Linked DNA regions of Homo sapiens: regions 2 and 3 are each linked to region 1. The links are chromatin contacts, found by Hi-C in ENCODE. All regions are on one chromosome and are shown on one strand. The core of a region is the stretch at or near the end of the contact, and the rest is flanking DNA. Distances in the headings are between cores, read along the strand shown. Region 1 holds the start of RARS1 (arginyl-tRNA synthetase 1). Region 2 overlaps LCP2 (lymphocyte cytosolic protein 2). Region 3 overlaps DOCK2 (dedicator of cytokinesis 2).

The links. Hi-C counts contacts between places; a loop is a spot of excess contacts on that map. Pooled maps may share reads with other maps.
Region 2: a loop to region 1 is called in a map with no recorded cell type, with 5 times the contacts of the local background. The contact joins the enhancer-like site here to the promoter of RARS1 in region 1. A Hi-C loop is called at or near these places in 2 of 37 single-sample maps with no recorded cell type and 5 of 50 pooled maps.
Region 3: a pooled map shows a loop between it and region 1 (3-fold over the local background). The contact joins the enhancer-like site here to the promoter of RARS1 in region 1. A Hi-C loop is called at or near these places in 2 of 50 pooled maps.

What each region holds. Positions count from the first base shown.
Region 1 is chr5:168,484,391-168,488,241 of GRCh38, reverse strand. RARS1 (arginyl-tRNA synthetase 1) reads right to left here and starts at 1,771. Exons shown (of 15, transcript NM_002887.4): 1 at 1,699-1,771. The coding sequence starts at 1,743.
Region 2 is chr5:170,276,835-170,280,685 of GRCh38, reverse strand. All of the region lies in intron 3 of LCP2 (lymphocyte cytosolic protein 2), which reads left to right. Among named protein-coding and RNA genes, the nearest start is that of LCP2, 19 kb to the left of the region's middle. RefSeq lists a silencer at 3,566-3,615. Within about 2 kb of position 1,970, at least 19 of the 41 ENCODE cell types and tissues checked have a DNase peak (open chromatin) inside an H3K27ac peak, as active enhancers do.
Region 3 is chr5:169,701,487-169,705,337 of GRCh38, reverse strand. DOCK2 (dedicator of cytokinesis 2) reads right to left here. Exons shown (of 52, transcript NM_004946.3): 14 at 2,911-3,035. Among named protein-coding and RNA genes, the nearest start is that of DOCK2, 66 kb to the right of the region's middle. RefSeq lists enhancers at 1,906-2,315, 2,376-2,425. Within about 2 kb of position 2,042, at least 2 of the 41 ENCODE cell types and tissues checked have a DNase peak (open chromatin) inside an H3K27ac peak, as active enhancers do.

The DNA.
Region 1 (3,851 bases), core at 522-3,021:
GCAGGAGAATTGCCTGAATCCCAGAGGCTGAGGTTGCGGTGAGTCGAGATCGTGCCACTGCACTCCAGTCTGCTTGACAGAGCGAGACTCTGTTTCAAAAAAAAAGAAAAAGAAAAAGAATATATTAACCACACATACATGTGTTTTGGGAGACAGGAATCGGAGTAAGTATATAATGGGATATGCCTCATGTCTCATATCCCTAGTTCTTTTCTTTGGCTCGATAAACACTCTGATTTAGCAAGAGTAGTTAAGTTTCAGGTTGACCAACCTGCTTTTATTCCCAAATCCTATGACCTGGGACTCTTAAAAAACCCAAATGTCCTTTGTCACATTCAAAATAGCTCAAGGGTCTGCCTTTCACCCTTTCTGGGACTAAACAATTTTCCCATTTCTTCCTGTTTCCAGTGTCTTAGGTCCTAGACTAGACCAGACCAGGCTTTGTAGTTTAACATCTAAAACTAAAGACATGTCAATTCAGAAAGAAATAAAGCTTCCAACTTAAACTGCAAAACTCAGGGGGAGTTCCTCACCTGAAATTTCAGAATACTTACTGGGAGATAGCTACAGCCAAAACCAAATTGCCAAAAATGAGCATACATTATGTTCCAGGAGCTGAGCTAAAAACACTTTTCAGAAATTACCTTCATGATTATCACAACCAAGTGAGGCAAAGATAAATACATACCGATAAATAAATGGCTCAGAAATGTAAAGAGCTTGCCAATTTACTTGACTAACTTGTACTTTGTGACTGCTGATTAAGTATACAGCCGTAACAGGACAGAGTACTGTGAACTATCTTCCTACCATCCCTCCCCACCTGGGCATAAAAGGTAATGGAACTGTTCCGCTTTCACTTTTTTTTTTTGTAGGGGGACGGAGTCTCACTCTGTCGCCCAGGCTGTGGTGCAGTGGTGTGCTCTCTGCTCACTGCAAGCTCCGCCTCCCGGGTTCACGCCATTCTCCTGCCTCAGCCTCCCGAGTAGCTAGGAATACAGGGACCCCCCCCAACACAGCCGGTTAAGTTTTTTTGTATTTTCAGTAGAGACGGAGTTTCACTGTGTTAGCCAGGATGGTCTCGATCTCCTGACATCGTGATCCGCCCACCTCGGCCTCCCAAAGTGCTGGGATTACAGGCATGAGCCACCGCGCCCGGCCGCTTTCACTTTTATATGGTGTGGCTGCTCCTTCCCGACGAATGCTGAGGGCACAGAGCAAGCTCCGCTGGTCTGATAATGAATCACCCCATGGGCTTATTAGGAATCCTCTCGCTCAGTAACCCGGGAAGAACTGCGGCTGAGCTGCAAACCAAGACCCAGAGCTCTGAATGTATTCCCCCCTTGTCTATCTCCCCGCATCCCCTAAATCGCGTGTGTATGCAGAAGAGGAGGTGGATTGTAGGGAGAGAACTGTTCTGAACATGCCAGGCTCCAGCCCACCGAAGACGCTGGTTTGGGGGAGGCCTGGGAGAGGGTGGGGACCCTCCATTCCGCTGAAAATCACAGTCACACGGGCTTTGAAATGATGGGTGCTTCCTCTCTCAACCCTTCCTGTTCCCACAGGGACCGTGCCGCTCCACTCTGAGAGGACCAGGATGGTCCTCGCCTAGCTGTCCCGCCCCCGAAGCCGCTTGGGCAGGAGTCAGAGCCTGCTCCATCTCTTTCAGGCCTTCCCGCCGGTCTCCTGCGTCCAAACCTGCTGCAGCAGCCGCGCGGAGCACTCAGACACCAGTACGTCCATCCTCCCATCAGCGTCTCACTCGCCAAGTGGACGGAAGCGGAAACGGTCAGCCTCTCCCGGAAGCGGAAACCCCCTCCGGTCCGCTGTCCCGTCGGACTGGGTGCTGGCGCCTCTGCTGCCTCCTGGCGGGATCCAGTAGACACTGCGAGGAGAACCCGCGGGGATTTCGGTCAGGAGCGAGGCCGCAACTCAGGGACGTTTGGGCGAGGGGAGAGGAATTGAGCAGACACTAACCAGAGCTGCTCTGTGCTTGGATAGACTAGGACAGTCACTGACCTAGAGCTTCTGGCTCTCAAAGGCCTCACTTTGCCCCTTTGTGAAATGGGCACAAAACTAACAAATCCATTCATTTATTCAACAAACATTTATTGTGTACTTTAAAATGCCAGACAGTATTCTAGGCTCTGGGGGCACAAAGAAAACAAAACAGACACGATCTCCCCTCTCACGGCAGACACATTTTAGAATGGAGAGAGAAAATAGACCAAAAAAGGCAATAATCTCAGGTAGTTTTAATTGCTAGGAAGGCAATGTGATAGAGTGACTTGGGTGAGAGAAGACATCTCTAAGCAAGTGACATTTGAGTTAAAATCTTATTTATTTTTCCAGTTTTATTGAGGTATAATTGACAAAGATTGTATATCATAACGATGTACAACGTAATGTTTTGATATATGTATACATTCTGAAATGATTACCACAACCAAAATAATTAACATAACCTTCATCTCATACAGTTATCATTTGCATGTGTGTGTGTGTGTGTGTGTGCGCGCGCGCGCGCGCGCGTGTGTGCTGTGAACATTTAAGATCTATTCTCATCCTGGGAAACAGCTAAGACCTCGTCTCTACAAAAAAATGGAAAAATAGCCGGGCATGGTGGCATGTGCCTGTAGTCCCTGGTATATAGGAGGCTGAGGTGGGAGGATCACTTGAGCCCAAGAATTTGAGGCTGCGGTGAGCCATGATCATGCCACTGTACTCTGCCTGGATGACAGAGTGAGACCTTTTCTCTCTCTATTTAAAAACAAACAAAACGAAACGAAAACGAAAACTGCAAGTATACAATATACATTACATCTCTAGAATCTATTCATCCCGCCTAACTGAAACTTTGTAACTTTGAGCAACATCTCCCATCTTTCCTACCTCTGAAGCCCTGACAACCACCATTCTATGCTCTGCTTCTATGAATCTGAATTTTTTAGATTACACATATACATGGGCTAATGTAGTATTTGTCTTTCTGTGCCCGGCTTATTGCACCAACATAATGTTCTCCAGGTTCATCTATGTTGTCACCCATAACAGGGTTTTCTTTTATAAGGCTGAATAATATTTCATTGTATATATATTGAGTTAAAATTATAAACAGCAAACCTGGGATATATGTTCTAAGAGGGCAGGGACCTTAATTATCTTGTTCACTCTTCTCTATGACTCCAGAACTTAGAAAGTAGCACTCTAAACGTTTTCGCTTCCGTGCCTCATAAAAGTATTTTAAAAATTCATATCCCAGTGTATACTTTTAAAAGTTGACATCGAGCTAGGCACAGTGGCTCATGTCTGTAATCCTAGCACTTTGGGAGGCTGAGGCAGGCAGATTTCTTGAGCCCAGGAGTCCAAGACCAGCCTGGAAAAAATGGTGAAACATCGTCTCTACCAAAAATACAAAACATTAGCCAGGCATGGTGGTGTGCACCTGTAGTCCCAGCTATATAGGAGACTTAGGAGGCAGGATTGTTTAAACCCAAGAGTTTGAGGTTGCAGTGAGCCATGATCTGGCCACTGCACTCCAGCCTGGGCAACGGAGTGAGACTCTGTCTCAAAAAAAAAAAAAAAAAAAAAAAAAAGACATCTAAAAACTCTTTTCACAACTTCTGGGAATGGATTATTTTCTGGCATGATGTTTCATAAGTGCTCTCACTATATTTTCGTCAAAACTGTGGATTTGCAAGTTTAGCTTGTCCAATTTATGGAACATGTCGGCCATATTGTTTCATTGGCAAAGCCAGTCCTCTTTGTCCAATTAAATAATCCAAATTATTTTACTTAATTTTTAACAAGCTTAAAGTTTGCCTTTATCTTTTTTCCTTTTAAATTAATTA
Region 2 (3,851 bases), core at 721-3,220, 1.8 Mb before region 1:
CTTGTCTACCAGGAAAATGATCGTGAGGCACCAGGAAAACACTCCATGTAAAACTACAGGGGTAGGGGACATGGGTGACAAGTAAGGAGAACACTGTGTCCTCAAATTATTATGTCCTACTCTTACACTCTCGACCGAGGCCTCAGGTGATGGTGAAAGGCTCCTTCCTGAGTCTTAAAACATCTGGCTGCCCCCGGCTTCTCAGGTGACAAGGATAGAATTTAGAAGGTTTGGCTCTTGGTTCAAGGGGGCTGGTCTTTAAAGACGGAAAGAACACTTTGTTCCTTGGAAGGAGGATTGGAATGCAGAGCGAGAGCAGGGCTGAGAGTGGGAATGTGTGCAGGGAGGAGGGGTGGGGAGGAGAAGGAGAGTTCCAGGGTCCCACTGAGAGAACAGCACAGGGGGAGAGGCATCTGCCCTACCCAGGAGCCGGGAGCCTTGTCCCAGGAGGGATCAGCAGGCAGTCTGAAATCTGAGCCCAGGGAATAAGGCTCCCACTGTGGGAGGGCTTTGGTCAGAAGTTGGCCAAAGCTCTTACTATGTGAGCTGTGGCAAGAATGCGCTCTACATCATAAGCCAGTACACAGCTACACGTGCCACAGTAGAGGAAACAAAGATGGAATTTTCACAGGACAATGCCTATTCCTACTGCATGCTTTGTGCACTGATATTTTCTATTCTATACCCCTTCCCCTTCCCTTCCCTTCCCCCCTCTCTCTCTCCCTCCTTTTCCACCTGCCTGGCAGCCTTCTTTTCTTGTATAGTTTCTTTCCTCTTGTGTCATCAGCAAAGTTGATTTCTAGACCCACTAGTAGGGCTTCCTTCACTGTTGTTCAAGTGTGGGGAGAATTAAAGGGCTACATCAGAGGCCAGCTAAGGCCCCGCATACCCCCACTCTCCTGTTTCACTCCCTTCATAATCACAAAGTTCCTTCTCCTGCCTTTCCTTCTCCTCCTTTTTTAAAACAAGCAAACAAACAAACAATTTCATCAGTGTCAAGAATAGCAGGATTTATTTCACAAGCTTTTTGGATGATAATAAAAATCACGTGGGGGCCGGTTGATGTCACTGAGCCTCAGGCTTCTCCTCAGAGAGTCCGTTCAGGTAGGTCTAGGCTGGGCCTGGTGATCAGTGTTTGCAACAGGTACAGCTAAGTAATCATGATGATCAGGCCCATCAGGGATTCCCTAATCAGGTTTAACCCCTGTATTGTGCTGATAAGGAATCTGGGGCCAAGTGAGGGCAGCTGCCTTGTCTGAGATCACACAGTGGGCGCCACCCTTGGGGCCAGACATTGTAGTTAGACTGTCTGTGCCTGCAGGCCCTGTACCTTGTACATTACCAGGAGAGACCTTAGACTGAGAAGATGAAGACTGGCCCCCACCATGCTGTAAGTTAGGGATGCAGCTGGGCTGGAACCTAGGTCATTGTAGAATGCTGCCTTCCTACACGGGCCTGGCTTCCTGTGGGGAGGTTCAGCCCATTTCCAGGGCCAGCTAGTCCCTTAAACAAAGGCAAGCAGAGAGGACTGCTGTCTATGGCTGCCCAGCCCCCATCACTTCTTGCTCTGGTCCTGAGCGAGGCCAGGGGTTTATGGGGTGAAGGGAGAATGAGTCACCTCCCTCCACTCACTGTCACTTGGTCCTCTGGGGGTAGGGTGTAATTTGAAGGTTTGCACCTAGCAATAGCCATAGCAACCACCTCCCTGCTATGCCCACCATCACTGTTGCACCGTCCACCAGACCCTGGCAGTGGTCCCACAGGCTTGGAAGGTGCTTTCTGTAGCCCCTTAAAGCAGGAGGACCCTGGGAGCCCACACTTTGCTGCAAGCCAACTGCCAGGACCTGTTCTGCCCCCACTCAGCTCTTTGCTGCTCCTCTGCTGAGGCCTGCGGTTTGACATTTCCTTCCTCACCCAATTCGAGCCCCGGCAGCCTCCAGCCTGGCTGCTAGAGATACTGGTGAGAGGCAACACCGCAGAGAGCAGGAGGTTCTTTCAAGATCCAAAGCAGCCTTGTGAGCTGGTCAGAGCCCTGTCAAACTCTGTAGGAGGAGGGCGTTGAGGTGAGCCTCAGTCCCACCTCGCTCAAGTCATTACTGAAATGTCACCTCTTCAGTGAGGCCTGATCATTTTAAATGGCAACCGCATCCCACCCCTGCACTCCCATCCCCCCCAGCCCCCCACCCCTGCACTCCCATCCCCCTCACCAGCCCCCCACCCCTGCACTCCCATCCCCCCAGCCCCCCACCCCTGCACTCCCATCCCCCCCGCCCCCAACCCCTGCACTCCCATCCCCCTCGCCAGCCCCCACCCCTGCACTCCCATCCCCCCCAGCCCCCCCCTGCACTCCCATCCCCCTCCCCAGCCCCCCACTCTGCATGTGCATGGTGCATATGCAGCACATTTCACCTCCTTAAAGTTTCCTCTCCACTAGCAGGGATCTTTGTTTTGCTCATTGATGCACCTTGAGCACTTCTAAGTTCCCAGCACTTAGAAGGCCCTCAGTGCACATTGTTGAATAAACAGGTGACAGAATGGGAGTGGCTGCTGCAGCCAGCACCACCTGACACGGCCAGGACACAGGACACTAACGGGGCTCCCTTGCCAGCTCTGTAGGAGTCCTTTTATCCCACATGCCCATCGTCTTCTTGAAACAACCACTTAAGGGAACCAAAAAGAACCATGTCACAAGCATTCTGACGGCATGGTCAGGAGGCAACTAGGAAGCCCCCGCTGCTGCTCTTAAAGCCTCGCTCTCTCTGCCCAGTCACAAAAGCCTGGAGTTGTCAACAATATTATTACAGAGAGTAAACCTTTCCCTCCCCTTCCTCCTTCTCTTTCCTCTTAAGTACCAGTGTGTTTATCAAAATTTGTTTATCCCATTGCTCTAATGAGGTAGGAGGTTTGGATACCATTTCTTTCTTTTTTTTTTTTTTTTTTTTGAGACGAAGTTTTGCTCCTGTCCCCAGGCTGGAGTGCAGTGGCGTGATCTCAGCTCACTGCAACCTCTGACTCCCAGGTTCAAGTGGTTCTCCTGCCTCAGCCTCCTGAGTAGCTGGGATTACAGGCGTGCACCATGCCTGACTAATTTTTGTAGTTTTAGTAGAGACGGGGTTTCACCATGTTGGCCAGGCTGGTCTCGAACTCCTGACCTCAGTGATCTGCTCACCTCAGCCTCCCAAAGTGCTAGGATTATAGGCGTGAGCCACCGCGCCCAGCCTGGAGCCCATATCTTGGGAGAAATGAGGGAGTTGAGGGGCAGGGGAGGTGATGGAGGAATCGAGAAATGGTGGCTGCTAAGGACTTCCTTTGCTAACTTAGCAAGTTTATTTTAGGCTAAACTTGTTACTTCGAGATGGTCATTAAGCAGAAGAAATAGAGATCATGAGCCGTTCTCATAGGCAGGCCAGGGACTCAACAGTATCTGCCTCCAGAGAGCTTGCAGCAGAAAGGGAACTGACACAGGGGTGTGTGCGTTGAAAGGGCACTGGCTTGGAAATTAGAAAGGCTAGCTTGTGGTGCTGGTGTGAGTTGTGGGAAAAGGGGTGGCCTTTACCACTAACTACTATGTGGCTTCAAGCTACTCCCTTTTTTTTTTTTTTTTTTTTTTTAAGATGGAGTCTCCCTCTGTCACCAGGCTGGAGTGCAGTGGTGTGATCTCGGCTCACTGCAACCTCCACCTCCCAGGTTCAAGTGATTCTTCTGCCTCAGTCTCCCAAGTAGCTGGGACCACAGGCACGTGCCACCATGCCCAGCTTTTTTTTGTATTTTTAGTAGAGACGGGGTTTCACCATGTTGGCCAGGATGGTCTCGATCTCTTGACTTCATGATCCGCCATCTGCCATCTCCTC
Region 3 (3,851 bases), core at 793-3,292, 1.2 Mb before region 1:
TCTCTTTCACCAGAATTTGCTTCTGGCTGGATTGCCTGTTTGACTCCCTCAGGTCCCTCAGAGGGCTTCACCCTGCACTTGGTCCTCTTCTCTGAATGTGACCCTCCTTCCTGTTGCTGGGTACTTACTGCAATACCAGGTGCCTTATACCTATGGCGTGTTTTGTCTGTTTGTTGAGAAAGGGTCTCACTTTGTCGGCCAGGCTGGAGTGGCTGGGGTGCGATCTCAGCTCACTGCAACCTCTGCCTCCAGGGTTCAAGCAATTCTCGTGCCTCAGCCTCCTGAGTAGCTGGGATTACAGGTGCTTGCCACCACACTCAGCTAATTTTTGTATTTTCAGTAAAGACAAGGTTTCACCTTCTTGGCCAGGCTGGTCTCAAACTCCTGACCTCAAGTGATCTGCCCCCCTTGGCCTCCCAAAGTGCTGGGATTACAGGTGTGAGCCGCTGTGCCCAGCAGCATGTTTATTTTTAAAATTTTTTAATTTTAAAATTTTTAATTTTTGTGGGCACATAGTGTGTGCATACACATACACACACACACACACACACACACACACACACACACACACACACACATATATATGGAGTAAATGAGATGTTTTGATAGAGGCATACAATGCATAAAAATCACATCATGGAAGATGGGGATCCATGTCCTCAAGCATTTATCCTTTGTGTTATAAACAATCCAATCATACTCTTTTAGTTGTTTTAATACCTACTCTTTTGTTTAACCTGCAACCCCACGAGAAGAGGTTATTATTTCTTTTTACACATGAATAAACTTGCCTAAGATCACACAGCTAATATGAGGGGAGGCTGGAATTTGAACCCTGTCTGCCTGACCCCAGAGCCCACCCCATTAGCTTCTCTGCTATGACCCCTCCTGAGCAAGGCCCTTGACACCCCAAGGTGAGCCATGAGCAGGCCTAACCTCCTCTGCCCTCTGGTCCTGCTCTGCCAAAGACAGTGTGCATGCACCTAGAGCAGGAGGAGAAATCAATATTTCTAAAGGGGACCATTTCCACAGGAGCCCACCAATATCAAACAGAAGTGTTTGAATGTACTGACTGACACTTAATTAGGCAGTAATATTTATTTCTACAAATAGAGAAAGAAAAGCCTCCCACAGGCTTCCTAAGCAATTTTCAATAGTCAGTCAACTGAACTCCCCCAGAATTTCCCTAATAGAGGAAACCACAAATCATCACCATGCCCCACAGTTCCCTTTCCATGTCAGCCCCCAGAATACCTGCTTACCTACTCATCTTGGATAAGTGCATCTGCTCAGCCTGCTCGGTAGTGACTTGAAAGGGTGACAAAAGTGGAAGAAAGAGTGGCTCAGACAGGAGATAAGATGGCTGCTTGCCTGTTAACTGTGTCTTTTAATTTGTCCTTTGGCAACATGGAAGGTAAGCGTATCAATGTTTCAAAAATGAAGCTGAGGTTAAAAAGTTCTCTACCAGGGAAGTTGGATAAAAGTAACTTCAAAGCAATGGTCTCTACATTTGGGAATTGCAATTTCCCTTTCAGATAAAAACCCTCCGCTCCTTTATGTTCCTTTGAGTCAAGTATTTCTCACTTATTTTATTTTTTGGAAAAAGTTTCAGACTGCAACAAAAGGAGGATGCGTTCAATGCTTAGATTTTGTTCAAATAGATACTAATTAACATGACCAGTCTTTATGAACAAAAAGGCAATTGTGAGGATTTCTTTACATTTAAAAAACGATTATGAATCTTCCCAAATTTGCCAGCAGTGGTTATTAGCCTCATTTTTTAAAATGAGAAATAAATTGGAGAATTTTGCTACATGTACGGGCATTGTAGTGAAGTGTCTCAGAGGGCCTGGAACCAGTCAAACCCCATCTCTGACATATGCTAACATTATGGCTTTGGGCGAGTTACTGTAAGTGACACGGGTTTTGTTTCCCTATCTGTAAAATGGGGCATAATAAAGGAAATGTGTCATACTATCACACAGCCTGACACATGGTAATTCCCCTGTGAATGTTAGTTATTCTTGGGTACAAAGTATCAGTCTGATCTCCAGGCCCCAAGGACAAAAATGATGCCTCTTCCATCTTCACATCCCCTCTCTGATGAACACACCCGCCCTGCTTGGCTATTTGATCACTCACAGTGGCCTAAGAGGAATATTCGCCCATGCTAAAATTTCTCCTGAGAGCTGATTTTCTTTTCAGCTAACTACTCTGTCAGGAGGAACTGAGAAACAAAACCCTCCTACACACTGGACACAGCACTGACAACCTTAAAGAAAATACAAGCAAATAAATATAAACACACATGACAAATATTGGACAGGACATATGCTGTATAAATATAGCAATGCGCTTTGCATTCCTGAATACACCCTGCTAGCTCTCTGGAGACCAATTTACGAATAAGGCTTTCCACCAGCATTTCTGGCTGAGCGCTGGGGAGTTAGATTAAGTGTTGAGAATGCCTGCTTTAAGCACATCCTGAGCCTCCACACCAGCCCAAGGCACTGTATTGATCCTCTTTCTTACCATGGACTTTGCCTGAATAAACCAGCTCAGGTTTCAGTGAGAACATTTTAACTGCAGAAAGCTAACCTATAAGCTGAGACCAAGCAAAAGTAAATAAATAAATAAATACATACATACATACATACATACATACAAGAAGAAGTTGTGAAAGGAAAGGAACAGACATTGAAAAACTGCTTTGGTGTAAGGAAATATCACAAGGTCTTATTATGGAACACTGCACTAACCAAGCTCAAAAGGTGTTGAACACATTATTCAACACCATCCCAAAGGCACCTGGCATTTAGACAACAGAATCAGGGAGAGGAAAAGTACGTCTTTACAAGCAGAGGCCCCCAAGGCGGACCCTGTCACCCAGAGCAGCAGTGAGTCCCTTACAGGCAGCGTTTTGCCATCCTCCGCGCACACACACATGATGACTTCCACATTCCTCTGTGTGGTCTTGTTGTACTTGTCAAAGTCACCTTGTAAGAGAGTAATGTAGATGTCGTTCCTGACATCCCCTGAGGCAGAGGGAGAGAGAGACAAGAGTTAGTGTGGATTACAGCAGGAGAGACGCTGACTAACTAGAGGGGATGGAGGGTGAGAAGAAGCTCTCCCACCTGGATTGGTATTAATTAAAATCAGAATTGCTTAGAGAAAGCATTTTTCCCTCATCAGGGAGGCTGGAGAAGTAGGTAACACGGGGATGAAGGGATGCTAGGAAATCAGTTGCAAAAAGGGAAGTAGGGACACTCAAAATTGGCCATGTTTTTCTCGACATTAAAAGTCATTTAATTTTCATCCTCTAGTGACACCTTCTGGGAAGGCAAAGGAAAGCTCCAATTGAATTGATCCTGTCCCATGAAAACAACCAAACATATACATCTGCCGATATTTCACTGTGTAGGAGCAGAATAGAGCAACTTTCCATGTGTCCTAGGGACACAGGGTTAGGAGGGAGCTGCAGAGGATCTTCAGGAAGGGAGGTAAGAAAAATAGAAAATCTGCCAGACACAGGTAGCTCATGCCTGTAATCCCAGCACTTTGGGAGGCCAAAGCGGGCAGATCGCCTGAGCTCAGGAGTTCAAAACCAGCCTGGGAAACATGGCAAAACCCTGTCTGTATCAAAAAATACAAAAAAATTAGCCGAGTGTGGTGGCACATGCCTGTGGTCCCAACTGCTCAGGAGGCTGAGGTAGGAGGATTGCTTGAGCCTGGGAGGCAGAGGCTGCAGTGAGCTGAGGTCAAACCACTGTACTCTGCACTCCAGCCTAAGTAACAGAGCTAAACCCCATCTCAAAAAAACAAAAAGAAAAAAAAAAAGGAATAGAAAATCC